2 separate regions of the Homo sapiens genome follow, and region 2 is linked to region 1. A link is a loop called in an ENCODE intact Hi-C map of the cell type or tissue named here. Cell type or tissue: PC-3. All regions are shown on one strand. Links, peaks and the distances in the headings refer to the core of each region. The heading gives the core; the rest is flanking DNA.

Evidence for each region. A loop is a pair of places that touch in the nucleus more often than their neighbours do. Peaks named below come from ENCODE experiments on the same cell type or tissue, not always from the same donor. Only the 100,000 strongest peaks of a DNase experiment are listed, where the experiment ranks them.
Region 2: it touches region 1 in a loop (3-fold over the local background); 2 of 110 quality-filtered maps call a loop at or near these places.

Annotation. Positions count from the first base shown.
Region 1 is chr14:37,687,960-37,704,788 of GRCh38, forward strand. TTC6 (tetratricopeptide repeat domain 6) reads left to right here. Exons shown (of 33, transcript NM_001310135.5): 6 at 8,758-8,876; 7 at 13,373-13,567. Among named protein-coding and RNA genes, the nearest start is that of TTC6, 100 kb to the left of the region's middle. In PC-3, for the core only: no CTCF peak of the experiment used is centred there; a DNase peak (open chromatin) is centred at 9,692; H3K4me3 peaks cover 298 bases; H3K27ac peaks cover 1,398 bases.
Region 2 is chr14:37,614,945-37,631,773 of GRCh38, forward strand. It overlaps TTC6 (tetratricopeptide repeat domain 6), which reads left to right. Exons shown (of 33, transcript NM_001310135.5): 3 at 7,106-8,059. The coding sequence starts at 7,121. Among named protein-coding and RNA genes, the nearest start is that of TTC6, 28 kb to the left of the region's middle. In PC-3, for the core only: no CTCF peak of the experiment used is centred there; DNase peaks (open chromatin) are centred at 8,797 and 9,227; H3K4me3 peaks cover 704 bases; H3K27ac peaks cover 3,655 bases.

The DNA of each region.
Region 1 (16,829 bases), core at 5,462-13,461:
GCTATAGGGGAGTAGAGCACCAAGTGGGCTCTTGGGGTCCTTGAGTCCAGGACTTGGCTCTTGTACACCATTTCTGGACCTGCCCTAGGTCAGAGGGAAGCCCACTCCCCTGAAGGATGAGTCCCAGGACAAGCAGCATTTACCACAAGCTGACTGAAGAGCCCTTAGGCCTTGAGGAAACATTGGCAGGAGTCTGGCAATACTCCTCGTGGGCCTGAGATGGCGGTGGCCACAGGGAGAGGCTTCTCTGCTTTTGAAAAGTGGGGAGAAGAGTGGGAAGGATTTCATTTTGTGGTTTGAGTGCCAGTTTAGCTGTAGTGCAATAGAATGCCAGATGGACGTCTAAGGTTTTTGACTCTAGTCCCTGGCTCCTGGATGGCACCTCTGGTTGCACCCGGGGTCTGAGCGAATTTGCTGCAAATGACATAGGTCTGGCTGGTTTTGCCACCTGCTGATCGTAGAGCTCTAGGTCTTTGAGCAAACATAAGTAGTGGCCAGGGAGTGGTTATAGCAGGCCTTGAGCGAGACCCAGAGCTGTGCTGGCTTCAGATCTGACCCAGTGCAGTCCTAGGAATAGGGGCCACAGGGGTGCTTGTGTCACTCCATCCCCAGCTCCAGTTGGCTCAGGGGAGAGAGAGAGAGAGAGAAAGAGAGAGAGACTTTGTTTGTTTAGGACAAAGTAAAGAAGAGAACAAGAGTTTCTGCCTAGTAATTCAGATAATTCTTCCAGATCTTGTTCAAGACCATCAGGGTGGTACCTCTATGAGTCTGCAAGTACCACAGCATTACTGGGCTTGGGGTCCCCCGCCCTAAAGCAGATACAGCTGAGATCACAACACCCAACTCCTTTTGAATATCTGGAAAGCCTTCCCCAAAGGGATGGGTACAAACAAGCCCAGACTGCAAAGTCTGCAATAAATACTTAGCTCTTCAATGCCAAGACACAGACAGATATCTACAAGTATCACAATGATCCAGGAAAACATGACTTCACCAAATGAACTAAATAAGGCACCAAGGGCCAACCCTGAGAGAAATAGAGATATATTCAAAATATATAGAGACATCAAAATACCTGTTTTGAAGAAACTCAAAGAAATTCAAGATAACACAGAGAATCAATTCAGAATTCTATCTTAGAAATTTAACAAAGAAATTGAAATAATTAGAAAGAATCAAGCAGAAATTCTGGAGTTGAAAAATGCAGTTGGCATACTGAAGAATGCATCAGAGTCTTTTAGTGGCAGAACTGATCAAGCAGAAGGAATAATGAATTAGCTTAAAGACAGGCTATTTGAAAATACACAGAGGAGACAAAAGAAAAAAGAATAAAACACAATGAAGCATACCTACAAAATCTATAAAATAATCTCAAAAGGGCAAATCTAAGTGTTATTGGCCTTAAAGAGGATGTAGAGAAAGACATAGAGGTAGAAAGTTTACTCAAAGGGATAATAGCAGAGAACTTCCCCAACCTGAAGAAAGATATCACTATCCAAGTACAAGAAGGCTATAGAACACCAAGAAAATTTAACCCAAAGACGGCTACTTCAAGACATTTAATAATTAAATTCCCAAAGGTCAAGGATAAAGAAAGGATTTCAAAAACAGCAAGAGAAAAGAAACAACATACAATAGAGCTCCAATATGTCCAGCAGCAGACTTTTCAGTGGAAACCTTACAGGCCACAAGAGAGTAGCATGACATACTTAAAGTGCTGAATAAAAACAACTTTAAACCTAGAATAATGTATCTGGTGAAATTATCCTTCAGACATGAAGGAGAAATAAAGACTTTCCCAGACAAACAAAAGCTGAGGCATTTTATCAACACCAGACCTGTCTTACAAGAAATACTAAAAGGAGTACTTCAACCAGAGAGAAAAGCATGATAATGAGGAATAAATAATAATATGAAGGTACAAATCTCACTGGTAATAGTAAGTACACAGAAAAACAGAATATTATACCACCATAAATGTGGTGTGTAAACTTAAATAGAGAGACTAAATGATTAACCAACAAAAAATAATAACTATAACAAGTTTTCAAGATATAAACAGTACCATAGATATAAATAGAAACAAGAAGATAAAAAGCAGAAGAATAAAGTTAAAGTGTAGAGAATTTATTAGTTTTTTTTCTTTTCTGCTTGCTTGTTTGTGTGTTTATGCAAACAGTGTTAGGTTGTTCTCAGTTTAAAATAATGGACTATAAGACAGTATTTGGAAGCCTCATGATAACCTCAAAACAAAAATCATTCAACAGATACACAAAAAATAAAAAGCAAGAAACTAGATCATATCACCAAAGAAAGCCACCTTTACTAAAAGGAAGACAGGAAAGGAAGAAGGAAGAGAAGACCACAAAATAACCAGAAAACAAATAACAAAATGGCAAGAGAAAGTCCTTACTCATCAGTCATAACATTGAATGTGAATGGACTAAACTCTCCAATCAATAGACACAGAGTGGCTGGAATGGATTAAAAAAATAAGACTGATTGATCTGTTGCCTACAAGTAATGCACTTCATCTATAAAGACACACATAGACTGAAAATACAGGGATGGAAAAAGATATTCCATGCCAATGGAAACCAGAAAAGAGCAGGAATCTCTATACTTATATCAGACAAAATAGATTTCAGGAAAAAAACTATAAGAAGAGAAAAAGAAGGTCACTAAACAATCATAAACAGGTCAATTCAGCAAGAGGATGTAACAGTTTTCATTATATATGCACCCAACACTGGAGTGCCCAGATTTATGAAGCAAATATTAGGGAGTCAAAGAGGGAGACTCCAATACAATAGCTGAAAACTTCAACATCCCACCTACAGCATTGGACAGGTCTTATAGACAGAAATTCAACAAAGAAACATCAGACTTAATCTGCACTATAGAGCAATGGATCTAATGGATGTTTATAGAACATTTCATCCAATGGTTGCAGAATACACATTCTTTTCCTTAGCATGTGGATCATTCTCCAGGATAGACCATATGTTAGGTCACAAAACAAGTCTTAAAACATTAAAAAAACCCCACCAATATTAAACATTTTCTCTGACCACAATAGAGTAAAACCGGTCAGGTGTGGTGGCTCACATCTGCCATCCTAGCACTTTGGGAGGCCAAGGTGGGTGGATCACTTGAGGTCAGGATTTCAAGACCAGCCTTGCCAACATGCTGAAACCCCACCTGCACTAAAAATACAAAAATTAGCCAGGTGTGCTGATGCATGCCTGTAATTCCAGCTACTCGGGAGGCTGAGGCATGAGAATTGTTTGAAACCGGCAGTTGGAGGTTGCGGTGAGCCGAGATTGTGCCACTGCACTACAGCCTGTGTGACAGAGCAATACTCTGTCAAACAAACAAACAAACAACAAACAAAAAAACACAATAGAATAAAACTAGAAATCAGTAACAAGAATAATTCTGGAAACTATACACATTGAAATTAAACAATGTGCTTCTGAATGACCAGCAAGTCAATGAAGAAATTAAGAAGGAAATTGAAAAATTTTTTTGAAACAAATGATAATGGAAACATAACATACCAAAACCTGTGGATGCAACAAAAGTAGTACTAAGAGGGAAGTTCATAGCTGTAAGTGCTTACATCAAAAAAGAGGAAAAACTTCAAATGAACAATCTAATGATGGATCTTAAAGAACTAGAAAAGAAAGAGCAAACCAAACCAAAAATTAGTGGAAGCAAAGAATAAAGGTCAGAGCAGAAATAAACTGAACTGAAATGAAGAAAACAATACAAAAGGTCAATGAGATAAGAAAGTTGGTTTTTTGAAAAGCTAAACAAAATTAATAAACCTTTAGCCAGACTAAGAAAAGAAGACAGAAGATCCAAACAAATAAACTCAGAGATGAAAAAGAAGACATAACTACAGAAATTCAGAGGATCATTAGTAGCTACTATGAGCAACTATATGCCAATAAATTGGAAAATTTAGAAGAAATGGACAGATCCCTAGACACATACAATCTACCAAGATTGAACCGGAAGAAATACAAAACCTGAACAGACCCATAACAGGTAACAAGATCAAATCCATAATAAAAAGTCTCCCAGTAAAGAAAAGCCTGGGACCCAATGGCTTCACTGCTGAATTGAAAGCACTAACACCAATTCTACTCAAGCTATTCTGAAAAATAAACTAGAAGGGAATGCTTCCAAACTCATTCTATGAGGCAGGTATTATCCTGATATCAAAAGCAGACAAAGACACACCAAAAAAAAAAAAAAAAAAAAAAAAGAAAAAAAGAAAAAGAAAACTACAGGCCAATATCCCTGATGAATATTGTTGGAAAAATTCTCAACAAAGTATTAGCAAACTGAATTCAACAATGCATTAAAAAGATCATTCATGACAAAGTGGGATAAATCCCACTTTGGGATGCAAGGATGGTTCAACATATGCAAATCAATTAATGTGACACATCCTAGCAACAGAATAAAAGACAAAAACCTTATGATCATTTCAATTGATGCTTAAAAACCATTTGATAAAATTCAACATCCCGTCATGAACAACAAAAAATGTCAAAAACTGGGTATAGAAGGAACATAGCTCAACATAATAAAAACCACATACGGTTTTTACCGGTGTGGTGGCTCACACCTGTAATCTCAGCACTTTGGGAGGCTGAGGCAGGTGGATCACCTGAGGCCAGGAGTTTGAGACAAGCCTGGCCAACACAGAGAAACCCCATCTCCACTAAAAATACAAAAATTAGCCAGATATGGTGGTGCCTTTCTGTAAGCCCAGCTACTTGGGAGGCTGAGGCTGGAGAATTGCTTGAACCTGGGAGGCAGAGGTTGCAGTGAGCTGAGATCACACCACTGCACTCCAGCCTCAGCAACAGAGCAAGACTCCATCTCAAAAATAAATAAATAAATAAATAAATAAATAAATAAATAAATAAATCCCAAAACCACATATGACAGACTCACAGCTAGTATCATACTGAATGGGGAAAACTGAAAGCCTTTCCTCTAAGATCTGAAGCACCTGAAAGATGCCCACTCTCACCACTGTTATTCAACATCATACTGGAAGTTCTAGCTACAGCCATCAGACAACAGGAAGAAATAAAAGGCATCCAAATTGGAAAGGAAGAAGTCAAATTATTCTTGTTTGCAGATGGTATGATCTTATATCTGGAAAAACCAAAAGACTCCACAAAAAACTATGAGAACTGATAAACAAATTTAGTAAAGTTGCAGGACAAAAAGTTGACATGCAAAAATCAGTAGCATTTCTATGCCAACAGTGAACAAACTGAAAAAGAAGTAAAAAGTAGTCCCATTTACAAAATACCTAGGAATTAACCAAAGAAGTGAAGGATCTCTATAATAAAAACTATAAAACACTGATGAAAGCAATTGAAGAGGACCAAAAAATGGAAAGATATTCCATGTTCATGGATTGGAAGAACCAATATTGTTAAAATGTGTATACTATCCAAAGCATTCTACAGATTCAATGCAATCTGTATCAAAATACCAATGACATTCTTCACAGAAATAGAAAAAACAATCCTAAAATTTATATGGAACCAAAAAAGGCCCAGAATAACCAAAACTATCCTAAGCAAACAAAAACAAAAACCATACAAAACAAAACAAACAAACAACGACAACAAAAAACAAACCCCAAACAAATAAAAACAAAAACAAAAAATCTGGAGGAAAATCACATTACCTGACTTCAAATTATACTGCAAAGCTATAGAAACCAAAACAGCATGGTACTGGCATAAAAACAGACACATATACCAATGGAACAGAATACAGTACACACCTACAGTAAACTCATTTTCAACAAAGGTGTCAAGAACATATGCTGGGGAAAAGGGAGCCTCTTCAATAAGTGATGCTGGGAAAATGATATCCATATGCAGAAGAATGAATCTAGACCCCTATGTCTCACCATAGACAAAATCAAATCAAAATTGATTAAATAATTAAATCTAAGACCTCAAACTATAAAACTACCACAAAAACAAACAAACAAACAAACAAACAAACAAACAAACACTGGGGAAACTCTCCAGTACATTGGTTTCAGCAAATATTTCTTGAGCCATACCCCATAAGCACAGGCAACCAAAGCAAAAATGAACAAATGGGTTCATGTCAAGTTAAAAAGCTTTTGCACACCAAAGGATACAATCAGTAAAGTGAAGAGACAACCCACAGAATGGGAAAAATATTAGCAAACTACCCATCTTGCAAGGAATTAATAACCAGGATATATGAGGAGCTCAAACAACTCTGTAGGAAAAAATCTAACAATTTATTTAAAAATATGCAAAAGATTTGAATATACATTTCTCAAAAGAAGACATACAAATGGCAAACAGACATATGAAAAGTGCTCAAAACTACAATGAGATATTATCCCAGCCCAGTTAAAATGGCTTATATCCAAAAGACAGGCAATAACAAATGCTGGCAGGGATGTGGAGAAAAGGGAAGCCTCATACATTGTTGATGGGAATGTAAATTAGTACAACCACTATGGCGAACAGGTTGGAGGTTCCTCAAAAAACTAAAAATAGAACTACCATATGATACAGCAATCCCGCTGCTGGGTACATACCCCAAAGAAAGGAAATCAGTATGTCAAAGGGATATCTGCACTTCCATGTTTGTTGCAGCACTGGTCACACAACAGCCAAGATTTGAAAGCAACCTAAGTGTCCGTCAACAGAAGAATGGATAAAGAAAATGTGGTACATACACACGATGGAATACTATTCAGCCATGAAAAAGAATGAGGCTGGGCACAGTGGTTCATTCCTGTAATCCCAATACTTTGGGAGGCCTAGCCGTGTAGATTGCTTGAGCTCAGGAGTTTGAGACCAGACTGGAAAACATGGCAAAACTCCATCACTACAAAAATACAAAAATTAGCCAGGCTTGATGGTGCATGCCTGTAGCCCCAGTTACTTGGGATGCTGAGGTAAGAGGATCAGTGGAGCCCAAGAGGTTGAGGCTGCAGTGCATTGTGATCATTCCGCTGCACTCCAGCCTGGGCTACAGATTGAGGCCCTGTCTCAAAAAAAAAAAAAAAAAAAAAAAAGACAGATTCAGTCATTTGCAACAACATGGAAGGAACTGGAGATCATTATGTTAAGTGAAATAATCCAGGCACAGAAAGACAAACATCACAGATTCTCACTTATTTGTGGGATCTAAAAATCAAAACAATTGAACCCATGGAGATAGAGAGTATAAGGATGGTTACCAGAGGCTGGGAAGAGAGGCTTGATGGGTGTGAAGTGGGGGTGGTTAATGGGTACAAAAGATAGAATTAATGAATAAGGCAAAATACTTGATAGCACAACAGGGTGACTATAGTCAGTAATTATTTATTTATTTATTTATTTGAGATGGAATTTCACTCTTGTTGCCCAGGCTAGAATGCAATGGCACAATCTTGGCTCACCGCAACCTATGCCTCCCAGGTTTGAATGATTCTCCTGCCTCAGTCTCCTGAGTAGCTGGGATTACAGGCATGCACCACCACGCCTAGCTAATTTTGTAGTTTTAGTAGAGATGGGTTTCTCCATGTTGGTCAGACTGGTCTTGAACTCCCGACCTCAGGTGATCTGCCCGCCTTGGCCTCCCAAAGTGCTGGGATTATAGGTGTGAGCCACTGCACCCGGCCAGTCAGTAATAATTTAACTGTATATTTAAAAATAACTGAAAGAGTATAATTGGATTGTTTGTAACACAAAGGAAAAATGCTCAAGGGAATGGATACTCCATTTTCCATGATGTAATTATTATGCATTACATGCCTGTATGAAAACACTTCATGTACCCCATGAATATATATACCTTCTATGTACCCACAAAAATTAAGAATTAAAAAAAGATTTGATTAGTCAGATCTCAGATGAAATTTAATTAGGATAGCCTTAGGATCCACAAAGTAAGTGCATAGATATGGGATGACGAGATTTAGTAGCAAATGTGAAAAACTTCAGTGTTTTTCCTGGAAATACCATACAGGAAATTCAGATTACCAAGATGGTTAGGTGGAATGCTCTGTATTCATTGAACTTTCTTTATTCTTCATTACTTCATCACCCAAGAAGTTGCAATAGCTCCTTCTTTACTACTGTATCAAACCTAAACCCTACCTAACATAAAAAAATTAACTTCCTTTTATCTGGCTACCTTCTACTTATTCAACCATAGCTTTTCCCAAGGAGGGCCTCCCTGATTTCTTCCTTAAATCTAATCTCAAAAAAATATAGAGAAACCCACAGAGAAAATATCTTTACATGAGTGATTACCATGAATTCTGCATAAGTTTATTCTGATAAACTGATCAAAACAAAAATATAAAGCACTAAAGTTTTTTTTAGCTTGTGGTTGTAACCAGCAGTCATGCCAAACTTTAAGGAAATAAGGGCAAGTTTTATTACAAATACCAATAAAGAAGAGTGCACTTATGGAGGGAAAATATATTTATTCTTCAATAATTTTAAGGTAATAAAAATGTTGTAAATAAACATGATACTAATATTTTTATTGTTATATAGGTATATATGTAAAATTTAGGAATGGATTTAGAGGAAACTATCAATTTACTTTTAGCATTCTGTTATAACATATACATAGAAATCTGGAGTTTAAATATTAGGTGACTCGCTAAATATGAGAGAAAGATCTAACTCTCATGTTACATCTTCTCTTAACAGCACACTTTATATTTTCTTAAAGGCAAAATCACCAGAATTCTTGCAAATCGAAGGAAAAGAAATTAAGCGAATGCGGAAACGTAAATCACTGAGACCAAGAAAGTCTTCAAAACCTCTTTGTGATAAAAAACTACATAAAAAGTAATTTTCTTAAATTTATAATTTTTCTATTGGGAGAGGAGTTATTCAGTAGCATAGAGACATGAAAATACATTTTTAAAAAAGAAAACTAAATGTTTTAGAAATTCATATATGAGACCTAAGTTAAACCTTCTCACAGGAAAAGTTGGTGGCAGATTTTACAGTTAGTGCTATACTTTATGCTTTTTTCTTTTTCTGTTTTTGACAAATGTACTTACTTTCATGATGTAACAATAGCTGGAAAAAATAACTGTTTGTGAGACTGAAGAAAATTAAATGTTAGCATGTTAGATTTGATATTTTTGGTCATTGTAATGCCTGATTTGGATCAATTGCTTATTATATTGGTTAATTTTTTTATGATAAAATAAAAAACAAGCCAACACAAAATGTGCATAAGCCATCTGCTTGGTAATTTAGATGGCATTATTTTTCTCTACCATTAATATCATGCTTCATCCTCACATCCATAATTTTAATGGAGTTTCTCGTTACACAGGAATACAACCACAATTTTAAATAATAGTGTGGAAATGCAATTTAGATTATGATTTACATTTTGCTAGTCACCTTGTTGAAACTCTGATTTTCTCCTTATTTCACCACTAAGTTTTTATGGGTTAGTTTCTTCTAGATTCTTCTTCATTTAACTCTTAATGGGGGTTTGAAGAAGCTTTAATTATTAGCTTTTGTTGTTGCTTAGGGAACTAACTGAAAGGTATGCTGGACATGGAAGACAGCCTTTTTATGGCCAGCTCAAACTTTGTAAATGGATATTACTCACAATTTAGTAGCTGAGAATAGACTCATGGGAAAAGAATTCCAAAGTTTATGAAACAGTCAAATTGGCATTTAAGTGACCCTGTACATACCATTGCTTATCTGCATTGCTTTAAGCTCATTTAGTTAGCAAGATTATGTATTAAAACAAATAGTCACAGCAGACAACAAGTATTTTACCTTCAATAAATAGTTACTGTCAGATTATCAATGAAGCAGAAACTTCTTGATTTTTTTTTCTAAAAAACCTTGCATTTAGTGCATTAAGCAGAGTAGTATGGCCACACACAGAGTCAGAGTCTTTTCTTTTTTATGTCTTAGTGTTTCAAAGAATGACAAATAGTCCTGTTTAAGAAGAGTGTGCTATAAAAACACACAGCCTTTCCTGAGCATGCCAAAAATATTTGTAGATCTTGTTGATATATATATATTACTGCTTTAATTCATTAAAACAAAAATTAGAAATTTTCATTAGTGAGAAATAGAATGAGATGCAGAGGAATAAAAGTCTGATTTTTTAAAAATTATATAATAAAAGAGAATCTTAGGAAAATGTTTCTGAAAGTCTTTTATTTACTGTTCCTTTTTCTTTAATCAATTTTCAACCTAAATTTTCTCACTAGCCCTCAAATTAAATTGTATTCTTGGGAATTCAAACATCTATTGCAGCATATTGTTATTTAGGTAAATAACCAAGGGAAATTTATTTGCTTAATGTTAGTAGACTATAATGGGTGCATGGGAATTCAGATTGGTTGTGATGCTTTTTAAAGAAAATATAAAAATCAGTAATGTAATCTCAAACACATTCCACTAGCCAGGACCTGTCTCAGGTAGAATGATGGTGTAGGTGAGCTTGACATCAGAGCACACCTTTTTTTTCCCCTCTATTTTAAAAGCCCTTTGTTAGGAGCCCAGAGTACCTGGGAGTCCTGGCTTTCTGGACACCCCCTTTCACTCCTCCAGTTAGGCCTGTTTGTCTCAGGCATTTCTAAATGTTTAGACTTACCTCTCTTTTCCTCTTTCACATGAACACATTTCATATCCTATTTTTGTTAGGCCCTATGCTCTTTTGGAAATGCCATAGACCACTCTCTATTAATGATTCAATAGTGTCCATATGGGGCCTGGCAATGGGTCAGGTGCTGTGTAGTACAAAATAATAGTAACAACCTTAAAAATAAACCATTTCTTGAGATATTTCTGCAGGCTGGGAATTACACATCTTCTATTTTTATCAGTTCTTATAAAGGCAAGGGTTAGGGATTTTTATCCTCATTTATCAGAAGACTTTTAAAGAAGTCAGTAATACAGTTGGCAAGTGTTAGAACCAAGATCCTGATCCAGGCCCAGCCAACTCCAAAGTCTATATTCTTTACACCATGCTAATCTCTGAATCAGTGCCAGCCATATTGAGTGGTCAGTGGACAGACCAGCATTAACCCTCTAGATAAAGGTTAAAATGGGTGACACAAGAGTAGAGCAACTTACAAAAAGAGACAGTTTGTAAAAAAGAAAAAAAGATAAACTTGGCAGAGAAGTCTGTCCTTGAGGTCTTGTTTGAAGAATATTTAGACATGGACAAAAGAGTAGACAGCACTGTATCCATAACTGAAGGGACTGACAGATGTAGCCCTATGATTTGTCCTGGAAACTGATGAGAATAGCTAACTTCTGCCATGTGAGAGACACTGTTCTAAATGCATTCACTCTTCTTTCTTAAAGCAACTGTATCCAGGACAAAGTATAAAGAAATTAATTGACTTGCTTATGACCAAGTGAGAATTGTAAACAGTGTTTGAACCCAGGCAGTCTGACTCCAGAGTCTGTACTCTTAATCACTATGCTAGAAGTAAGTCCAAAGTCTAGGAGCCTTGAAACATAGAGAAAGGAAGTTAGCCAAATGCAGTAAGCAACAACCAATCAATTTGCTGGGTAAGGGAGCACTTAAAGGAGATCAATCTGGTAGAATTTTGCAGAGGGGAATAGACAGAGGCTGCCGTGCTCAACCCAACTGGTGAACGACTGCCTGCGCAGGCTGAGGTGATGAAGGGTATGCTGGCAGTGAGGATGGAGAAGGAACACACCTGAGCAACCCTGTGCGGGGGAGAAACTCAGTTTTGCATTGGATGTGCAGGTGAAAGAGAGAGGGGTCAAAGATGTTTTCTATCTTCAAAAGGAGGAATCTAGTTGAGGTAGTGATATTAGAGGTAAGATTTGGGAGCTCTCAGCACAGAGGTAATAGCTGAAACACTAAAGATGATTTTTCCAATGTACAAAGAGAAGTTCAAACCTCAGAAGCCACACCCAGTTTGGAAACTGGAGAAGGAAAACCAATGGCTAAGTCATATTATGATGAATTTGAGAGGTAGATGGAAATCTGGGATATTGCAGCTTTAAAGGCCCATGAAGGAAGAGCAATTTCAACAAGTTATTCATATTCTCAGCTGTGTTTTGGGGGTCAGAAGAGAACATGACCTAAAGATCTAAAGCTGATTGGATTGGATTTGATTTGATGAAAAGAAGGTCATTTGGTTGTATAAGCTTTAGTAGGAAGGTAGGGATGGAGTACTTCTGGAGAAGGGCCACTTCCACCCAGAAGTCACTAATAGGCAAGAAATGTGGCCAATAGCCAGTAATGTTGTGTTTGGATGCCAGGGCTTACCCACTAATTTTGTGACCTACCCAAAATAAGGATAATTATACCTCCAATACAGCTTCGTTGTGGGAATTAGAGAAAATGTGTGTAGAGGACCTAGCACAGAATCTGGCATATAGTAGGTGCTCAATAATTATTTGTTGATTGGATTACAGGTGGCACTGGGGATTAAGAAAGGAGATTTTTGGCTAGGCGCAGTGGCTCACGCCTGTAATCCCAGCACTTTGGGAGGCCAAGGCAGGCAGATTACTTGAGGTCAGGAGTCTGAGACCAGCCTTGCCAACATTGGGAAACCCCATCTCTACTAAAACCACAAACATTAGCTGGGCGTGGTGGTACGGGCCTGTAGTCCCAGCTACTCAGGAGGCTGAGGCAGGAGAATCACTTGAACCTGGGAGGCGGCGGTTGCAGTGAGCCAAGATTGTGCTACTGCATCCCAGCCTGAGACTGGGTGACAGAGTGAGACTCCATCTCACAAAAAAAAAAAAAAAAAAAAAAAAGCAGATTTTCATGTCATCCTCTCTACTTAGGAAAGACAGAAGAGAGATACAAGTCCAAGCAGAGTGGGAAAGGAGATGCCACACTGACTCAGAGAAACCCAGAGTTCTATCAATGCTAGTTAATGGATAATGCCCTACCTATATTGTTCCACTTCTTTAGGGACATTAGCATTTGACCAGAGTAGCAAAGGAGTAATACATGATGGCTGGATATGGTGTCCACAGACTGAGTTTCAGAATTCAGGAGAGAAGAGGTTGGGGTGGGATGATAAAGAGTTTGTTTTTAGACTTGTTGATCCTGAGATGCCTGTAGACTGTTGTCTGTAGAGGTGTAGGTTGAGCTATTCAGCAGGCAGTTGGATACAAGTTTAAAGCTCTGGACAATGGCCTGAGATTGTGATATTAAATTTGTTATATACCATTATTATAGTTTTAAATCAGATCTCCTCCATTTATGTATGTCTTTAGAACCTGAACTAAATTGTCAGTATAAATGTACTTTATATCTAAAGTCCACAAAATGATGAAAGGAGCTCACTTTCTTTTCTCTGTTGCAGAATTCCACAAGACTACTCCATGCCGCACCTTCATGATCTGTGCACCACCATCCCAGCCCAGGAGCTGCCTGTTGACTTGCGCCTGGCTTCTCGAGTGTATCACACTGCTAACAGGAAAGGCCACGATACCCTGCTTGGAAAATTTGGAACCTCTTTCTTAGATGATCGCTTTACAGATGAAGAACAAACAGATAGGTAAGAGTTCCACTGGTAATTTGATTTTAAGCTAAATGTAAACTGTCATATAAATCCTGCCTTTTGAGTTCTAGATTTTAAAGACTTGATTCTGTTCTTGGACACTAAAGAGGAGGGAGCAGTTTTTGTTTTTTTCTGCTGCTTCCTCAGGTATACAGTCTAGGTCTGTGTCTCCATTTCCTGACAATATTAACATGAACCCATTCCCAATTGTAAGGTAACTTTAGTATTCCCAGAGTGTTACATACATGATCTCATTTGTTTGTCATCACAGCTCTGGAGTACAGATGTGGAAATTGAGAGTAATAAAATTTAAGCAATTAGCTACACATAGACAATTTAAAAAATCACAGATTTGACACTTGGACCCAGTCTTTTGAACTAGATTTCACCATCATTGGGTATACTTGGGTCCAGGGATCACATACAAAAGTCATTGCTCTTGGAGTTTGTTCTCCTTCTCCTTGGGTCTCACCTTCCTTTGGAATCTGCATATTCTTTTGTGGAGAGTATATAATTTATAGCATCCTCAAAAGAAAGGAGAAAAGGGAAGGAACCTAATGTTTATGCAGCAGTAACTATATTCCGAGCAACTGTGCTGTGTGCTTTGCATATGTTTCCTATTTAAATCTTCAACTGTAAGGGAGAAGTTGTAATTTCCATTTTATTCATGAAGAAATTTAGGGTTCGTGATACCAGGTTACTTGCTGAAGTTCTTATCTCTTGATAGTGATAGAATCCAGGTTTGTCTAACTCAGTTTTTCTCAGCCTTTTCATTATCACCCACTTAAAGAGAATTTTAAGGCTTTTTTTCTTCTAATCGCCCCTCCTGATTAAATTTTAATATGCCAGATATACTGTATATCTGTTTATATACTATATGAATGTATGTGCTTTATAAATAAAAAGAGCAAACTTTAATCACACTGTGCTCCCCCGACCCAAAGCACCAATTTTTACCTCCTGGGAGGGATATCACCTGCCCATTGAGAATGCTTGCTCTACAGTCTCTCGCCTTTCAGAAGCCATGGTAAAAATACTGAAAAATGTACTGCATGTTTTAAGACAATTACAAATGTTAAATATTAAGTTAAATGGAAACTTTTTTAGTATTATAATTTAACTATCCTAGGTATATGAGAATACTATTCTAAAAGATCACTTTTAATGACACTATCACAAGATTATTAGTACCCATACTTTTCATGGTATATTTTGAATGCATTTTCTCAAACTTGACTTCTAGTAAAAATTGCAATGCTAGTGCATCCTTTCATGAATTAAAAATTACCTGGTTTCCCAGTGATTAGCAATCACAATTGGTTTCTATTTGAATCCCTAAAAGAAGGTCATTTTTATGTTTGTTTTCTATGTAGGCAAAAAAAAATTTTTAGGATTTGTCAGTCATAATTTTATACATCTGAAGTCTTTTAGTTTTGCTTTATCAAATTAAATTTTTGAAAAAAATTGTATATGAAGAATTTTTGAAATTTCAGAACTGCTCCAGTGTCTCCAATAGAAAATAGCAGTTCAGCATGACATTCTTTGGAATATATGTTAAAGCCTAAAGCTAGGAGTAGAAAATAAATACATAAACATAATCTAGTAGGCATGAAACTCTGCTATTTTGAGTCATTCCCATTAGCACTACACAAGCCAAGCATCATTTGGAGGACTTACAGCTATAATTATTCACGCAAAGTGTTAGAAATGCTAGTTTCTTTTGAATTCTGAAAATATTTTTCTTCAAGTAGACCTCACTTTCTTTTTCCAAGAGTCAATAAATGTTCTATTTGATGAGGATAATTCTTGGCAATTTGTTCCTAAGTACCAAATAAGAAGTTAATTTAAGTACTGAATATTTAATTCTCCAGCATCTATCTCTTGAGGATTACCTTGCTAAACATAGCTTAACCTTTTCAAAATATATCTGTCTGCTGAGCCTACAAGTTCGGAGAAATGTATAATTTTTTTCTGCACTACCAAGCGTTCTCAAGAAAGGTAACTGTAAACAAAATGAATACCTTTTCATTTGATGGCTTTTTGCATTTTTTTGTGCAATGATCAGTTAACTTCAAAGGTAGTAATAGTTGTGGTTGTGTAGTTTTAATGTTTCCCAATTTTGTTAATCATTATTTATGGCAAACACCAAGAATATTTTAATGGAATTGGAAGGGTATATACTTAAGTTTATTTGAACAGCGGTGTAGTGTTCAAACTTACGCTTATTTTGCTAAACAGTAATTATGATGAGAACTATACAAATATCTTGTATTGGCCTTATTTTTGCTTTAAAAATGATTTGTATATTATAGAGAGAAGTTTGTAGACATTTAGTTCAAATTTTTGGTATGAAATTTTATATTTCAGGCTTTAAAGTAGGCAAAATGATTAAAGGTATTTAAAGACTTAGATTAATGTTAACAACTTGGTGAATAGCCTTTCGGACATCTCTTGTATATGTATGTGTTTAAACCACCCATGACATTCTATAGCCTGAGTTTCTTCATTCAAGATTGTTTGTGAACATTTAAATTATTTCATGATATTTACTACTTTATACAAAAATTTTTTAATAGAGACAGGGTCTTGCTCTGTTTCCTAGGCTGGTGCGCAATGGCATAATAATAGCTTACTGTAACCTTGAACTCCTGGGCTCCTCCCACTTCAGCCTCCTGAGTAGCACTAGGCTAATTATTATATTTTTTTGTAGACATAGAGTCTCACTATGTTGACCAGGCTGGTCTCGAACTCCTAGCCTTAAGTGATCCTCCTGCACCAGCCTCCTAAAATAATAGGATTACAGATGTGATCCACTGTGCCTGGCCAGATAGTTACTATTATAACCAAGCTATGGTGACACTATTTATGCCAATTTATGACACTGTTCTTTTCCTTACACCCTTGTCAAACTATGATTGTTACTCTTTTTGAATTTTTTCTAATCTTTTATTATTTTTATCCATTTCTTGTAAGGTTGCACATATTTTTAGATGTCTCTTGGTTATGTGCTTTTTTCCTTTTGAGAATTACCAGATCTGGAGTTGTCATTTATCTCTTTTGTATTGTTTTGTAAATGATCTTTTTATATTAAAATTTTAGTTATTTGCCGTATATATTATAGATATATTTTCAATTTGTTGTCTGCTTTTCAGTTTTGTTTATGGTGTTTTATGCTATCAGAAATTTTTTAATGTAGCAATTTTTTTTGTGTGTTCTAGTCTTGATGCTAATCTTAGAAAGGGTGTTTATACGTTTACAT
Region 2 (16,829 bases), core at 3,830-11,829, 75 kb before region 1:
CCATGTTGGCTGGGCTGGTCTCAAACTCCTGACCTCAAGATATCTGCCTGCCTGGGCCTCCCAAAGTGCTGGGATTACAGGCATGAGCCACTGCACCTGCTCTGGGTTGACATTTAAAAAAAATCTTTTAGCATGTTACAAATCCTGTTTCCCTGTCTTCTGTTCTTAGGGGTGTCTGATGAGAAGTCCATGGTCTTTGAATTATTGTTTCCCTGTCAATAATGTGTTGTTTCTCTCTGTCTGCTTTTGAATTTTGTCTTTGTCTTTGTTTTTCATCACCTTACATATGATTTTCTTTACATTTATTCTGATTGAGATTCACTGAGCTTCTTGAATTTATAAATTTGTCTTTCTTCAAATTTAGGAAGTTCTCAAACATAATTATTTTTTATTTTTTGAGACAGATTCTCTCTTTGTCACTCAGGCTGCTGGAGTGCAGTGGAGCAATCATTCTCCTTTTTCCTTGGGATACTAATTATCTGAATGTTAGCGCTTTTTGGTATTATCCTTACAGGGATATCAGGCTTTCTTTTTTGTCTTTTCTTATAATGGATAATTTCTGTGCATTTATCTTTAAACTCAGTTACTCTTTTCTCTGACATCTCCATTTTCCTAATCAAATTTTTTTGAAAATATATTTTCAGGTATAAAATTTCTATTTTTATTTTTTTAATTTCTTTGCCAAGATTTTCTTTTTATTAATCTCTAGCATATTTTCCTTTACTTCATTGAGCATAGTTATAACAGTTGCTTTAATGTCCTTTTCTAATAATCTGAACATCTGAGTCATTTCTGGACTGGGATCTGTTCAATTTTCTTTTTCTTTTTATTAATCTCTAGCATATTTTCCTTTACTTGATTGAGCATGGTTATAAGAGTTGCTTTAATGTCCTTTTCTAATAATCTCAACACCTGAGTCATTTCTGGACTGGAATCTGTTTATTATGTTTACCTCTGAGAATGATTCAATTTTCCCAAGGCTTTTCATGCCAAGTATTTTTGGACTATATCCTGGACATTGTGAATGTTTTGTCATGTAGAGTCTAGGTTCTGTCATATCCTTTCTGAAGAATGTTGTTATTTTCCATTTAGCAGGCATTTCACCAGTCAGTTAAACTCACTGTAAGTCTTGTCTTACTCTGTGGTTGGTGGTTCAGTTCAGCTCTTTAAGCCTTTACTGTGCTACTTTGAGTTTGTCCTGCATATACGTGAATCAAAGGTCAGTCGGAGACGTGTGGGGTTTAGATAGAATTTGGGGATTATCTTCTCTGGGTCTCTTCCTTCTGGAATTTCTCTCTCACTTCTCAGTGATGTTTGTTGTCTGGGCTCCTTTCCCTGATTCTTCTGGCTAGAATGATGAAGGGCTTCCTATCAATGTTTTTGACACTTGCACTATGCCATTTCTGCAGTTATGGACTGTGTTTGAAGAAAAACCACAATAAACCTGGAAACTTCTCTCCAGGCCAGTTTACACAAATGTTGACTTTCCTCTACAATCTTCCTGCTTTTGTTTACTCTGAAGAATTCTTAGGTCAATAAAAAAAATTTCTCCAGACTTTATATGTTGCTGTGAGGAATTGATCTGTAAAGATGCATCTGTGAATTAGCCAGGCATGGTGGCGGGTCTCTGTAGTCCCAGCTACTCAGGAGGCTGAGGCAGGAGAGTGGCGTGAACCCGGGAGACGGAGCTTGCGGTGAGCGAAGATCGCGCCACTGCACTCCAGCCTGGGCGACAGAGTGATACTCTGCCTCAACACTGCACTCCAGCCTGGGCGGAAGAGTGATACTCCATCTCAAAAAAAAAAAAAAAAAAGATGCATCTATGGCTCTCCAACAAATTGCTTTTGAAACTGACAGCAGGCAATATTTTAACATGTCAAAAGTACAATGACCATTAAACATACACACGCATCATTTTATTTTTATTTATTCTTAAAAAAAATTATTTTTATTTAAGACAGAGTCTTTGTCACCCAGGCTGGAGTGCAGTGGCACAATGATGGCTCACTGCAGCCTTGACCTCCTGGGCTCAAGCAATCCTTCTACCTCAGCCTCCTGTCTAGCTGGAACCAGAGGCATGTACCAACATGCCCGGTTAATTTTTTACTTTTTGTAGAGACAGGGTCTCCTTATGTTGCCTTCGTTGGTCTTGAACTCCTGGGCTCAAGCGATTCTCCCTTCTTGGCCTCCCAAAGCGCTGGGATTGCAAGATGAGCCACTGCACCTGGCCACATTTTATTTTTAAATTTTGGCTTTTTAAGCAATTAAAGGGAGTCCAAGAAGTGAAGATAGAAAGTGGGGAGAAGAAAAACGCAGGGGAGTATTTTGTTGTTTCATTAGCTGTTATGTATTTATATATGTATGTATTTTTGAATGTAAGTATATTCACAAGGGATATAGGCATATTCTAAGTGACTGTTATAAAGGGCTGAGCTTTTATAGTTATTGAAATTTCTGTGAGCTTTTGAATAGCTCAGAGAGAAACCTCTTCTGAGCCTGAAAAATAGCTTTTTCTCTATTTTCTATATCCTTTTAAATGAGCACATGTAAGTGGTTTTTACTATTATTGATATTAACAGGATTAAAGGCAGCTAAACAAGTATAGAAAGTGCAGAAAAATAGAAAAAAAATCACTGTTTTCCCATTCTCTTAGCAAAATTATTAATATGTTTATATATTTCTTTTGAGGCTTTTTTTTGGTAAATGACAATGAGGACACAAACAGATCTCATTTCTCCCACTGATATTTCAGAAGCAAATATTGTTTTCAGAATATTTTTGTTTTCCTTGCAAGGCTGAAGATTTTACTAAATGAGATAGATTGTCCTTGGGTTAAGAAGTTTCTTTTGGAACTTTAGTACTGTGCATTGGAAATTGACATTGGCCTGAAGTTTAGGAGGTATGTCAGTTGAGATGATATTTGATTATGGACCTAGGAAAACCCAAATCTTGTTCTTAAAAGGTTATCCTTCTCAGTGTGGTCCCCTGACTACATATAGGAAGAGGTCAAGGTCTGGTAATTCATATTACTTTCTGGGCCCATTCCTAATGTAATACTCTGATGAGCTAGGCCTAACATATGCAGACTGCTTTCCCTTTTTGAGGTGGGTTTGTGTAGCTTGGAACCAAGTCATGTGGTAATCTGCTCCATTTATTTTGACTTTAGTTACAGTCTAGAGCAAAGTTTTGGATTTTCCGTTCCAACAGGAGAAATAGACACAACTGCAAGAACCAGAGAGTAACCTGCAATGGTCTAGAGAATTCAAGTGTGCAGCCCTGCCTGAGTCTTTAGCCATTTTTGGCTGGAGAACTTTCTTCTGATGGCTGACCTGGTCTTGTGAGAGAGAAGAAAAGGCTGGCTCTTGACCCTTCTGACTGCTTCACTGCTCAGGCCTTGAACCTTCTGGCAGAAGAGAAAGGAAAAGGCATAGACAGATTTTAAGAGCATTCTGTCCCGTTTTAAAGTGTAGGGTAAACATAATCAACCTGGTTTGTGAGCTGCCTATTTGACACATCATGTAGATGAATACTTTTTCCTTTAGAGACAACTACATTATTTTTCCCTTGGTATTGCCAAACTAGAACTAGTCTCTCTTAGTAAATTGCTCCTATGAAAAAGAGAACATGCTATTTTCTCATGAGAATGAATGTTTAAAAGTCATTTTATGTATTTTGTGTTGTAGGAGTGGGTGGGGGAATAAAGGCACTTAGCTTTGATGGACTGGCCCATGAAGCACTGGTATACCACTCATCTTGAACGCACAATAGAAGTTCCTGTTGAATTTAGAAGTTCTATTTCCTGTTGGTTTAATTTTAGATAGAAAGAGCAACTTTCCTGTTAAGAACTCATGGGAATGTACTGAGAAGTGTTAAACAATGAACACTTGTTAAACTTCAATAGCAAACCAAAGGCCTGGGAGAAGTGGGAAAGCAGGAACTAAGAAATAAAAGGGAAGTGCAAGTGGGAGAGTCAAGTCAGATTCTCATCAGGTACTAATGTACTTCTGGTCTGTGCTCTGTTCCAGTTACTACCTTTCAACCTTTTGCAGGAAGAAATGCAGATAGTGTTGATATGAACATATTGCCACCTGTGCAAACAATAAGAGCCAAAATACTATGCGGGGCGGGGGGATTATACAGCATTTTTTAAAGTAGGGAAACTTGCTTAAGGGCTTTAGAAATAATTTCTAATGTTCATATCCTATGGCCTGGAAAACTGGCAACAGATTATTTTCACTTTTTAATATGAACCCTTGGTATGGATAGAATTGAATTGTCCAAGGTCTAGTCAGTCATGGAGCTAGGTAAAGAAAGAAAGCCTATTGATTCCCAGATATGATGAGCTCTTCGTGTAGCAGGGTCTTCAGTTAAACGCAATACGACTATATTTGGGGGATAAACAGGAGATTTTCTTCATACTATCAAACATCATGATAAATGAATAATTACAATTATAAAGATAATTATTTCATGAATTGATATGAGTCCAACTAAGAAATGTAGATAAGTGATAAAAATGCAAAGTAAAATAAAAATATATTTTCCACATTTAAGTTTTAAGTCCATATGGATTTATTTGGGTACATGTCATGAAATACACCAAAAAATTGCACCAAATAGTTGTCCAGTTGTCTCAGCACAATTTATTGAAAAATTCTTTTATCATCAATTTAATGCTGCCTTTATAATATAACTAATATTATATTTAATCCTTTTTCTCACTTTCTCAGTGTAGCTATTGATTTTAGCAGCAGTTTTTCAGTTCTAATTCTTTTATCTGTAAACCTTTTATTTATCTGGTTGCTCTTCATTGAGGGACAAGTGCTCCCTTGTCATTTATGTTTTCCATTTTTTTTTTTGGCTAATCCAGCCTGTTTATTATTTCAAATGAATTCAGAATTACCTTTCAAAGTTCAAAATATCATTTTCAGAGTTTTGCACTGGCATGAAACCAAACCAGTATTTTGGGAAGACCTGATATAATTAAAATATTTGGTCTTTCCATCAAGGAACATTAACTTCCTATTTAGTTGAATCTTTCTTCAATGTCCTTCAGTAAAATTTTAAAAATTTAATCACCTAGTTTCAGTACATTTTTTTGTTAGGTTTATGCCTAGATACTTACTTTAAAAAATATTACAAATGAAATTTTACCATTATAGTAAAAAAATTGTTTTAAATAAGGACAGGGGCTCTGTTGCCCAGGCTAGAGTCCATTATGTTTTTGATAGGACCATTTTGGTACAAAGAAATTATTGGGGGATATATACATATATATATATTTTAAATTCAAATCTCTTGCAGAATCCTATTAGAGTTCTAGTGTCTGTGTTTTCAGTAGATAATCATATCTGGAAATAATGATGACATTCCAGAGGTGTTTCTGCCTTACTGTTTTATTTATTTTCAAAGAAACTTGACCTTAGGTATTCTCTAAAGACTTCTAGTTCATTGTATTTTGTTTTACTTTCATTGTTTTACCCTGATTTCTTGAAATGCTCCTCTTGGTGTGTTCTGTGGAACACTGTCCTCTTCGTTTTTCTAACTCTCTGATTACTCTTGCCCCTCCCGCCTCACACAGGTAAGTGTGCCACAGAACCTGCCATCGGTTCCCTATTTATATTTACTGCTAGCCTGGCTTTGTGTAATGATCTTTCAAGATCTCAAAATCTACTTATGATCATAGCTAGCTGGCCCTGCTGAATAACAGAATTTTTTAAAATTGTAGTTAAAATCCACATAACAAAATTTGTCCTCTTTACCATTTTAAAGTGTACAGTTCAGTGAATAACAGAAGTTTTATTATGACTAAGACTTCATTAGGCTGACTCAAAGTCCCTATTTTTTGAAGGAGCTTTCATTGCTCCCATTCATTCCTAATCATTGGCCAGGTCCTGTCAGTTTTACCTTGCTTTGTCTCTGTTTTTACTGTGCTTCATTATCAAGGTCAGACTCAGGCTCCAGCTACCAGATTCTTACTTGTCCTGCCAGCCTTTATTCTTTCTTCTAGTCAATATATCAAGTTACTTTTCTGCTAAAAATTTTGAGTGGTTTCCAGTAGCTCACAGAAAAAGTACAGAGAGTGGCACTGAAGGCCTCATAATCTAGCTGCAGCCTGCTCTGAGGCTTCCCCCATTCCCTTCCTACACACTGCTGTGGCTCAGGTGACACTTGGAGGGAGTGAGCTGGGTAAGGAAGGGGACACCTGGGACCAGCTGGAGAGAGAAGGGGAAACAGCTGTCTAGCCACAAGAACTGGGATTTGGCCCTTGCACTGACAGACCCTTCATTTTTCTTTTTTTTCAGAGAAACTGCAAATCTGAATTGGTTTATGAAAATCTTCCAATTTAAAATAGCTGGCTATGAATTAAGATTGTGGAAGTAAGCCAGACATGGTTGCTCATGCCTGTAATTCCAACACTTTGGAAGGCTGAGGTGGGAGGATGGCATGAGCCCAGGGAGTTAGAGACCAGCCTGGGCAACACAAGGAGACTGAGTCTTTACAAAAAATTAAAGTATTAGCTGGATGTGGTGTACCACATTTGGTCGCAGCTACTCAGGAGGCTTAGGTGGGAGGATCGCTTGAGCCCAGGAGGCCGAGGCTGCACTAAGCCATGATCATGCCACTGTACTCCAGTCACATGGGCAACAGAGCGAGATCTTGTCTCAAAAAAAGAAAAAATTGTTGAAATACTCTGAACTATATGGGCTGAATGATCCAGGCCTCAGGCCACAGTTTGTGACCTTTATTCTGTTGTAGCAGGGGTCCTGGGGATTTTCTAAGCTATGTTTAGTATGATGCTGCTTGCCTGGAAGTGGAACATTACTAATTAGAGTCTAAAGAAATGTTAAAAGAAATCCAATAGGGGTTTGGGAAGCCTCCACCGAAAAAAATGACTGTTTTAGAGGTTTTTCATGGTTCTTGTGAAAGGGCCAATAGGTGGATATAAAATTACATGATAATTTTACCCGCTTGTGCCTCAGGGAGCACGGTGAGGTTCTCTTATGAGAAGCTTTGCTGAGCTGAAATTTTATTCCAGTTTTGTTTTATATTTATGTATATACGCACACAACATATGTGATTGTTTTGGGGGCTTACTTTACAGGTCAAATTTGTCAAGATGTCCACAATCCCGAGACACTTTGGCCTGAAATACAAAGAGGAATCGTATATGTTTAAAGAGCTTGAGAAAGTTCGGCAGGAAACTAAAAAGGATTTTCTCCGATTCAAGCAGAAGTTGGCCTCCAAGCCGGCTGTAGATGAAAGCCCAGTCCACAGCCTCCATGCCCCCGGCCCGGCCCGCCCCGCGCGCGTTTCCTGCGCCGCAGCCCGGACGTCGAGAAGATACCCTTCGCTTAAAGGCCCTGCGATGTCCGCGGCCGCCCTCCTGCAGGAGGTGCTCGGAGGCGCGCCGCGTCCCTCGGGCCTGGGTGAGGCGGCGGCTCCAGGCAAGACCCGGTCGTTTCGCCCCCGGGACTTTTACTTGCGGAGCTCCGCGTTCCTACGGCACCAGGCCCTGAAAAAGCCCCCAGTCATCGCCTCGGGGTTCGGCACGGCCAGACCCGTGGTCCTGCTGCCTCCGCCCGAGCCACCCGTGAAGCGCAGAGCGCGCGGGGTCTTGGAGAGCTCGCGGCACGCGGCTCCCAGGCGGGTCTTCCACTTGGGAAGGGAGCGCGAACAGAGCCAGGAGGTAGCTCCTCTCGCAGGGCCCTGCATGGCCAAAGAGAGGAAGGCCAGCTCCGTCTCCGCAGAGGACGGCTACATGGAGGCCAGCAGCGGGCGGAGGAAAGTGAGGATCCGCAGCAACTTCGTGAGCGAGAGCGGGGCCCGCGAGGCGCGGGAAGCGGCGGGGTTAGGAGCCCAGGGAGAACAGGAGAGCTGGCCGCCCAGCGACGCGCGGGAGGCCGCCTGGCAGGCGCTGCTGCCCTCCCGCGTGATCCCCACGTCCATCGAAGAGATCATCGCCTCTCTGCAGTCCGAGGCCCAGCTGGCCTCCGACCAGACCATCAAAGAGCTCATACGGAGCGTCCTTGGCCAGAACTACGACATTACAATGGAAGTAGGTGAACCAAAACAAGAGTAACATTTTTCCCAAATGCAATTTGGGTTACATTACATATGTAAGAGTAGTTTATTATGGATAATATTTCAGTGCATAAGGTGTCATGTATTATAACACAAAAACACTGGGGTGTTATTCAACTTCTTTGCATTTTGTTTGAATTTTCCATTTGAATTTTTGAATTTTCTGTCTTATCCTCTTTTCAAAGTGAAGGAAACTGAGCCATGATCCCAGAAACTGGTTCAGAGAACATTAGCTGAAGACTTCAGTAATAACGTCACTAGGAGCCTTCCCCTTCAAAGGTTTCGTGATTATTTAGTGTTAAAGGAACAGGCATTTTATGTGAAAAACTCTTTTTTCTGTTACAGTTTAGTATTATTAGTAGTAAATTACAGCAAAAGTGCATTTATATTCTAAGAAGATCAGCATGTTACTATTTATAAGAATTCTATATTTTCAGTGAAAGTCATTCTCTTGAAACATTTTTAAAAACTTTATTTTCTATGTCTTCCCAATCATAGAGATTTGTAAGTGCTTCTTGTGTGCCAAACTCTATGGGACACACTTTACATGCATTTTTGTCCCCATGACAACCCTATCAGGTCAATAGATACTAATAAAAGTCCTGTCTGACGTGGAGGCCTTCTAGCTTTAGTGAAGTTAAAAAAGATTGGCACAGTGTTCTGGAGCTAATGCATGGCAGAGCTGGGATTCCACCCCAGGCAGTCTCATCCAAGACACTGAGCTGGAACCATGCCCAGGACAGCCCATTGATTCACTATGACTTGTCCCTGGCAGGAAGCTAAGCTAGATGGGGTCATATTTAAGTTTAAGATATTTTGTCCATTATACAGACTTTGCTGTGGCAGGGACATTGACAGCAAAAGCAGTAACAAGGGAACTTGAGCCCCAAACCCAAAGAAAGAAAGAAAGAAAGAAAAAATATGAGACACGGTCTTTTTTGAGAATGACAGAAGCAAGAAGATTCTATTACTGTTCTTGGCTGCAGCTACAAATATCTTATTAGTACACAGAATACTGCTACTGCATTATGTCTTTAAAATTGTTTCAGCCCCAGAATACACTCTTGGCTGTGATTTAAGGAATGTGACCATAAAGGGAAGCAAAAACAGGTATGAACAAGAGTCTCTGGTGTTGCCTTTGGCCTAATGTTTGTGGGCAGAGTATGACAAATGTTCTGAGTTGAGACTCACACCTCCCCATTGTTACTGAACAAGATTAGGGTGACTGCTCAGGCCATTTCAAAATGGGTATTTCTAGTTAGATTTTCTATGAATCTAATAAGAAAACAAATCAGGGATGCCCAATGAAGAGCCTTAGCAAAGAGAAGAAAGGCCTCGGTGCCCCTACTTCTGACATAGGCTCCATGCTCTACGACATAGTTAAGGTACTTGACATGAAGAGAGGATGGTATTAGAAACTGGTCCAGAGGTCCCGTACAGTTGAGGAAAGTTATACCTCAGAGCAGGGTCCCATAAGAAAGATTGTATTTTGACAGGCTCAAATGGACTTAGGGATATATGAAGAGAGACTATTAAATGAATAATGAACATTGCAGTGTATTCAGCTCTTTTACCAGAAGTGTTAATTCCTCTTGTGTATTCTTTTTTTTTTGACGGAGTTTTGCTCTGTCGCTCAGGCTGGAGTGCAGTAGTGTGGTCTCCGCTCACTGCCACCTTCACCTCCTGGGTTCACGCCATTCTCCTGCCTCAGCCTCCCAAGTAGCTGGGACTACAGCCGCCCACCACTATGCCCGGCTAATTTTTTGTATTTTTAGTAGAGACAGGGTTTCACCATGTTAGCCAGGATGGTCTCGATCTCCTGACCTCGTGATCCGCCCGCCTCGGCCTCCCAAAGTGCTAGGATTACAGGCTTGAGCCACTGCGCCCGGCCCCACTTGTGTATTCTTTTTATGGCATTTCTCCTACATATTGTTTTATGTCGGAGAGTGGCATGGATCATGGAGCATTAGAATCAAGTGTATCTTGGACAGCATCAGGTGTCTCAGTCCCATCTCTGCCTCTCATTATCTTGATTTTTTGAGTGCAGCCTGGATTTCGTTCTTGGCTTTTAAAATTTTGACACCCCCACCCCACAACAATTCCAGAAGATAGAGCTTGCATTTCTTAAAGTAAAAGTGGCTTCAGAAGTTTTATTAGGGTGAAAAATGTACAATGGGGAATTTGTTGAAATGGCACTGGGTGGTAGGTGAGAGATAGCAATAAGAATGCAAGTATAGGCCGGGCGCGGTGGCTCACGCTTGTAATCCCAGCACTTTGGGAGGCTGAGGCGGGTGGATCACCTGAGGTCAGGAGTTCGAGACCAGCCTGGCCAACATGGTGAAACCCCATCTCTACTAAAAATACAAAAATTAGCCGGGCGTGGTGGCAGGCGCCTGTAATCACAGCTACTTGGGAGGCTGAGGCAGGAAAATCTCTTGAACCCGGGAGGCGGAGGTTGCAGTGAGCCTAGATCGCACCATTGGACTCCAGCCTGGGGGACAAGAGCGAGACTTCGTCTAAAAAAAAAAAAAAAAGAATGTAAGTATGCAAGTATAAAAGTCGTGTCCAAATTATGATTTTAAAAATTCTTAAGAAGATTCGAATAAGGACTTTTGTTTTAAACGTTTGGGGCTTATGTAAATGATGTTCTTTCCAGGAAAAACAAGGAACATGATTCTTCCCTTTAGAAATCATAACTTGCAGCCACATAGCAATCCCTAGAGGGAAGCTGAGAGGTAAGATGATCTCAGCAGGCTGGACTGTCTTTGTTGAGAGCTTGGGAAAGGACATTCCACATGCAGCACTTGGAGGTCCATAGTTACCTGGGCCTGGAGTTGCAAAGAATACGGAGGGTTAAACTTAGCTGTCAAATGTCAGACATCTAAACCAGGATTTCTCAACATTGGCACTATTGACATTTTGGGCCACTTAATTTTTCATTGAAGGTGGCTGTCCTGTGAATTGTAGGATGTTTCAAGGCATCCGTGGCTTCTATACACTAGATACTAGTAGCACCTCCCAAGTCATAACAATAAAAAATGTCTCTAGATGTTGCCAGATGAGCCCTTGAGGCGGGGGCAAAATTATGCCACCCTCTTTTATCCAATTGAGAACCACTGACCTAAACAGTATGCATATACCATGGCAGGAGAAGTAGAAATGTTATGAATGTTTGTTTGTTTTGCTAAGACATTCAATAGTATCAGTCACAAAAATACATTCTAATTACATGTGGCTGGGGTTCACAGACCACTTTCCAGATGTTAATTGGAGGATGAAGTATCCAGGTGGTCCTTGCTTCTGTCATGCGTAGTTGTTTTTGATCATATAACTCAAAAGGAAAACGGCTTAATATGACCTAGATAAGAGAAAATTCATAGTCCAAGGTCTCCCATAAGCAAATAACATACAGTCTACAAAAATGTTATGTTATAAAACTTAAGCTTATGTTTGCCTCGGGGAAGATGAAATAGATATCCTTTTTCTCTATTCTTCCTGCTAAGTAAAACTAACTATAAACCCTGAACATTATATATAAAACAAATACCAGAAGACCCCAAAACGTGAATAGCAGAAGACAGCTCATCTAGGGACTTTGGGACACAAGGAATGAACTGGTGGTGAATTCTCTGACTTTTCTTTTTGCCTAATTTCTCCCAGACTTGTAGCTAAAGAAGCTGGTAACATACATAGGAATGCCAATGGTTACAGCTAGAAAAATCTGCAACAAAAGCCTGCTCTTTAGCCAAAGGATCAGGAAAGGGGCAGCCTAGCAAGACAAAAAATTTTTAGACGATAACTATGTTACTCCAGCTAAATACTGCGGAAAAACCTATGGCGCCACTCCCACCCCACCACTCAAGGCTGAATGGGGAGCCTGTATTTCTAATATAATTTCGGTATTTGTTCACACTCAAATCTCATGTTGAATTTTAATCCTCAGTGCTGCAGGTGGGGCCTGGTGGGAGGTGTTTGGGTCATGGTGGGATCCCTCATGGCTTGGTGCTCTCTTTGCAACTGTGGGAGAGTTCTTGCAAGATCTGGCCATTTAAAAATGTGTGGCCCCTTCCCCCCACTCTCTCTTGCTCCTACTTTCATCATGTGAAGTGCCTGCTCCCACTTTGCCTTCCACTATGATTTTTAGCTTCCTGAGGCCTCCCCAGAAGGCGATGCCAGATCTGTGCATCCCGTACAGCCTGTAGAACCATGAGCCTATTAAACCTCTTTCCTTTATAAATTACCCAGTCTCTGGTATTTCTTTTTTTTTTAAATTGTATTAAATCTTTTATTTTTATTATTATACTTTAAGTTCTGGGATACATGTGCAGGTTTGTTACATAGATATAGAAGTGTCATGGTGGTTTGCTGCGCCCATCAACCCATCATCTACGTTAGGTATTTCTTCTAATGCTATCCCTCCCCTAGCCCCCCACCCCCTGACAGGCCCCGCTGTGTGATGTTCCCTTCCCTGTGTCCATGTGTTCTCATTGTTCAACTCCCACTTATAAGTGAGAACATGTGGTGTTTGCTTTTCTGTTCATGTGTTAGTTTGCTGAGAATGATGGTTTCCAGCTTCATCCATGTCCCTGCAAAGGACATGAACTCATCCTTTTTTATGGCTGCATAGTATTCAATGGTGTATATGTGCCACATTTTCTTTATCCAGTCTATCACTGACGGGCATTAGGGTTGGTTCCAAGTCTTTGCTATTGTGAATAGTGCTGCAATAAACATATGTGTGCATGTGTCTTTATAGTAGAAGGATTTGGGGTATATACCCAGTAATGGGATCGCTGGGTCAAATGGTATTTCTGGTTCTAGATCCTTGAGGAATTGCCACACTGTCTTCCACGGTGGTTGAACTAATTTACACACCCACCAACAGTGTAAAAGCGTTCCTATTTCTCCACATCCTCTCCAGCATCTCTTGATTCCTGACTTGTTTTTGTTTTTGTTTTGAGATGGAGTTTCGCTCTTGTTGCCCAGGCTGGAGTGCAATGGCATGATCTCAGCTCACTGCAACCTCCACCTCCCAGGTTTAAGCAATTCTCTTGCCTCAGCCTCCTGAGTAGCTGGAATTGCAGGCATGTCCCACCACGCCTGGCTAACTTTGTATTTTTATAGAGACAGGATTTTACCATGTTGGTCATGCTAGTCTCGAACTCCTGACTGAACTCAGGTGATCCGCCCACCTTGGTCTCCCAAAGTGCTGGGATGAAAGGCATGAGCCACTGTGCCTGGCCTGTTTCCTGACTTTTTAATGATTGCCATTCTAACTGGCATGAGATGGTATCTCATTGTGGTTTTGATTTGTATTTCTCTAATGACCAGTGATGATGAGCTTTTTTCATATGTTTGTTGACCACATAAATGTCTTCTTTTGAGAAGTGTCTGTTCATATCCTTCACCCCCTTTTTGATGGGGTTGTTTTTTTTCCTGTAAATTTATTTAAGTTCCTTGTAGATTCTGGATATTAGCCCTTTGTGAGATGGATAGATTGCAAAAATTTTCTCCCATTCTATAGGTTGCCTGTTCTTTCTGATGATAGTTTGTTTTGCTGTGCAGAAGCTTTTTAGTTTAATTAGATCCCAGCTGTCAATTTTGGCTTTTGTTGCCATTGCTTTTGCTGTTTCAATCATGAAGTCTTTGCCCATGCGTATGTCCTGAATGGTATTGCCTAGATTTTCTTCTAGGGTTTTTATAGTTTTATGTTTTATGTTTAAGTCTTTAATTCATCTTGAGTTAATTTTTGTATAAGGTGCAAGGAAGGGGTCCAGTTTCAGTTTTCTGCATATGGCTAGCCAGTTTTCCCAACACCATTTATTAAATAGTGAATCCTTTTCCCACTGCTTGTTTTTGTCAGGTTTGTCAAAGGTCAGATGGTTGTAGATGTGTGGTGTTATTTCTGAGGCCTCTGTTCTGTTCCATTGGTCTATATATCTTTTTGGTACCAGTACCATGCTGTTTTGGTTATGGTAGCTGTGTAGTATAGTTTGAAGTCAGGTAGCATGATGCCTCCAGCTTTATTCTTTTTGCTTAGGATTGTCTTGGCTATACGGGCTCTTTTTTGGTTCCATATGAAATTTAAAGTAGTTTTTTCTAGTTCTTTGAAGAAAGTCAGTGGTAGCTTGATGGGGATAGCATTGAATCTATAAATTACTTTGGGCAGTATGGCCATTTTCACGATATTGATTCTTCCTATCCATGAGCATGGAATATTTTTCCATTTGTTTGTGTCCTCTCTTATTTACTTGAGCAGTGGTTTGTAGTTCTCCTTGAAGAGGTCCTTTACATCCCTTCTAAGTTGTATTCCTAGTTATTTTTTTTTCTTTGCAGCATTTGTGAATGGGAGTTCATTCATGATTTGGCTCTCTGTTTGTCTATTATTGGTGTATAGGAATGCTTGTGATTTTTGCATATTGATTTTGTATCCTGAGACTTTGCTGAAATTGCTTATCAACTTAAGGAGATTTTGGGCTGAGAGGATGGGGTTTTCTAAATATACAATCATGTCATTTGCAGACAGAGACAATTTGACTTCTTCACTTCCTATTTGAACACACTTTATTTCTTTCTCTTGCCTGATTGCTCTGGCCAGAACTTCCAATACTATGTTGAATAGGAGGGGTGAGAGAGGGCATCCTTGTGTTTTGCTGGTTTTCAAAGGGAATGCTTCCAGCTTTTGCCCATTCCGTATGATATTGGCTTTGGGCTTGTCATAAATAGCTCTTATTATTTTGAGATACGTCCCATCAATACCTAGTTTATAGAGCATTTTTAGCATGAAGGACTGTTGAATTTTATTGAAGGCCTTTTCTGCATGTATTGAGATAATCATGTGGTTTTTGTTGTTGGTTCTGTTTATGTGATGAATTATGTTTATTGATTTGAGTATGTTGAACCAGCCTTGCATCCCAGGGATGAAGCCGACTCGATCATAGTGGATAAGCTCTTTGATGTGCTGCTGGACTCAGTTTGTTAATCTTTTCAATAAACTAGTTCCTGGATTCATTGATTTTTTTGGAAGGGTTTTTCGTGTCTCTGCCTCCTTTGGTTCTGATCTCATTTTAGTTATTTCTTGTCTTCTGCTAGCTTTTAAATTTATTTGTCCTTGCTTCTCTAGTTCTTTTAACCGTCATGTTAGGGTATAGATTTTAGATCTTTCCTGCTTTCTCCTGTGGACATTTAGTGCTATAAATTTCCCTGTAAACACTGCTTTAGCTGTATCCCAGAGATCCTAGTATGTTGTGTCTTTGTTCTCATTAGTTTCGAAGAACTTATTTATTTCTGCCTTCATTTCATTATTTACCCAGTAGTCATTCAGGAGCAGGTTATTGAGTTTCCATGTAATTGTGCAGTTTTGAGTGAGTTTCTTAATCCTGAGTTCTAATTTGATTGCAGTGTTGTTTGAGAGACTCTTTGTTATTATTTCCATTCTTTTGCATATGCTGAGGAGTGTTTTACTTCCAATTATGTGGTCAATTTTAGAATAAGTGCGATGTGATGCTGGGAAGAATGTATATAGGTTTGATTTGGGGTGGAGAGTTCTGTAGATGTCTATTGGGTTTGCTTGGTCCAGAGCTGAGTTCAAGTCCTGAATATCCTTGGTAATTTTTTATGTTGTTGATGTGTCTAATATTGACAGTGGGGTGTTAAATTCTCCCACTATTATTGTGTGGGTGTTTAAGTCTTTTTGTAGGTCTCTGAGAACCTGCTTTATGAATCTGGGTGCTCTTGTATTGGGTGCATATATATTTAGAATAGTTAGCTCTTCTTGTTGCATTGATCCCTTTACCATTATGTAATGCCCTTCTTTGTCTTTTTTGATCTTTGTTGGTTTAAAGTCTGTTTTGTCAGAGACTAGGATGGCAACCCCTGTTTTTTTTTTTTTTTTTTTTTTTTTTTTTTTTTTTTTTTTGCTTTCATTTGCTTGGTATATATTCCTCCATCCCTTTATTTTGAGCCTATATGTGTCTTTGCTCATGAGATGGGTTTTCTGAATACAGCCTACTGATGGGTCTTGACTTTTTATTCACTTTGTCAGTCTGTGTCTTTTAATTGGGGAATTTAGCCCATTTACATTTAAGGTTAATATTGTTATGTGTGAATTTGATCCTGTCATTGTGATGCTAGCTGGTTATTTTGCCCATTAGTTGATGCAGTTTCTTCATAGTGTTGATGGTCTTTACAATTTGGTATGTTTTTGCAGTGGCTGGTACTGGCTTTTCCTTTCCATACTAAGTGCTTCCTTCAGGAGCTCTAGTAAGGCAGGCCTGGTGGTGACAAAAATCTCTCAGCATTTGCTTGTCTGTAAAGGATTTTATTTCTCCTTCACTTATGAAGCTTAGTTTGGCTGGATATGAAATTCTGGGTTGAAAATTCTTTGCTTTAAGAATGTTGAGTATTGGTCCCCACTCTCTTCTGGCTTGTAGGGTTTCTGCTGAGAGATCCACTGTTAGTCTGATGGGCTTCCCTTTGTGGGTAACCCAACCTTTCTGTCTGGCTGCCCTTAACATTTTTTCCTTCATTTCAACCTTGATAAACCTGATGATTATGTGTGTTGGTGTTGCTCTTCTCAAGGAATGTCTTTGTGTTGTTCTCTGTATTTTATGAATTTGAATGTTGGCCTGTCTTGCTAGGTTGGGGAATTTCTCCTGGATAATATCGTGAAGAGTGTTTTCCAACTTGGTTCCATTCTCTCCGTCACTTTCAGGTACACCAATCAAACATAGGTTTGGTCTTTT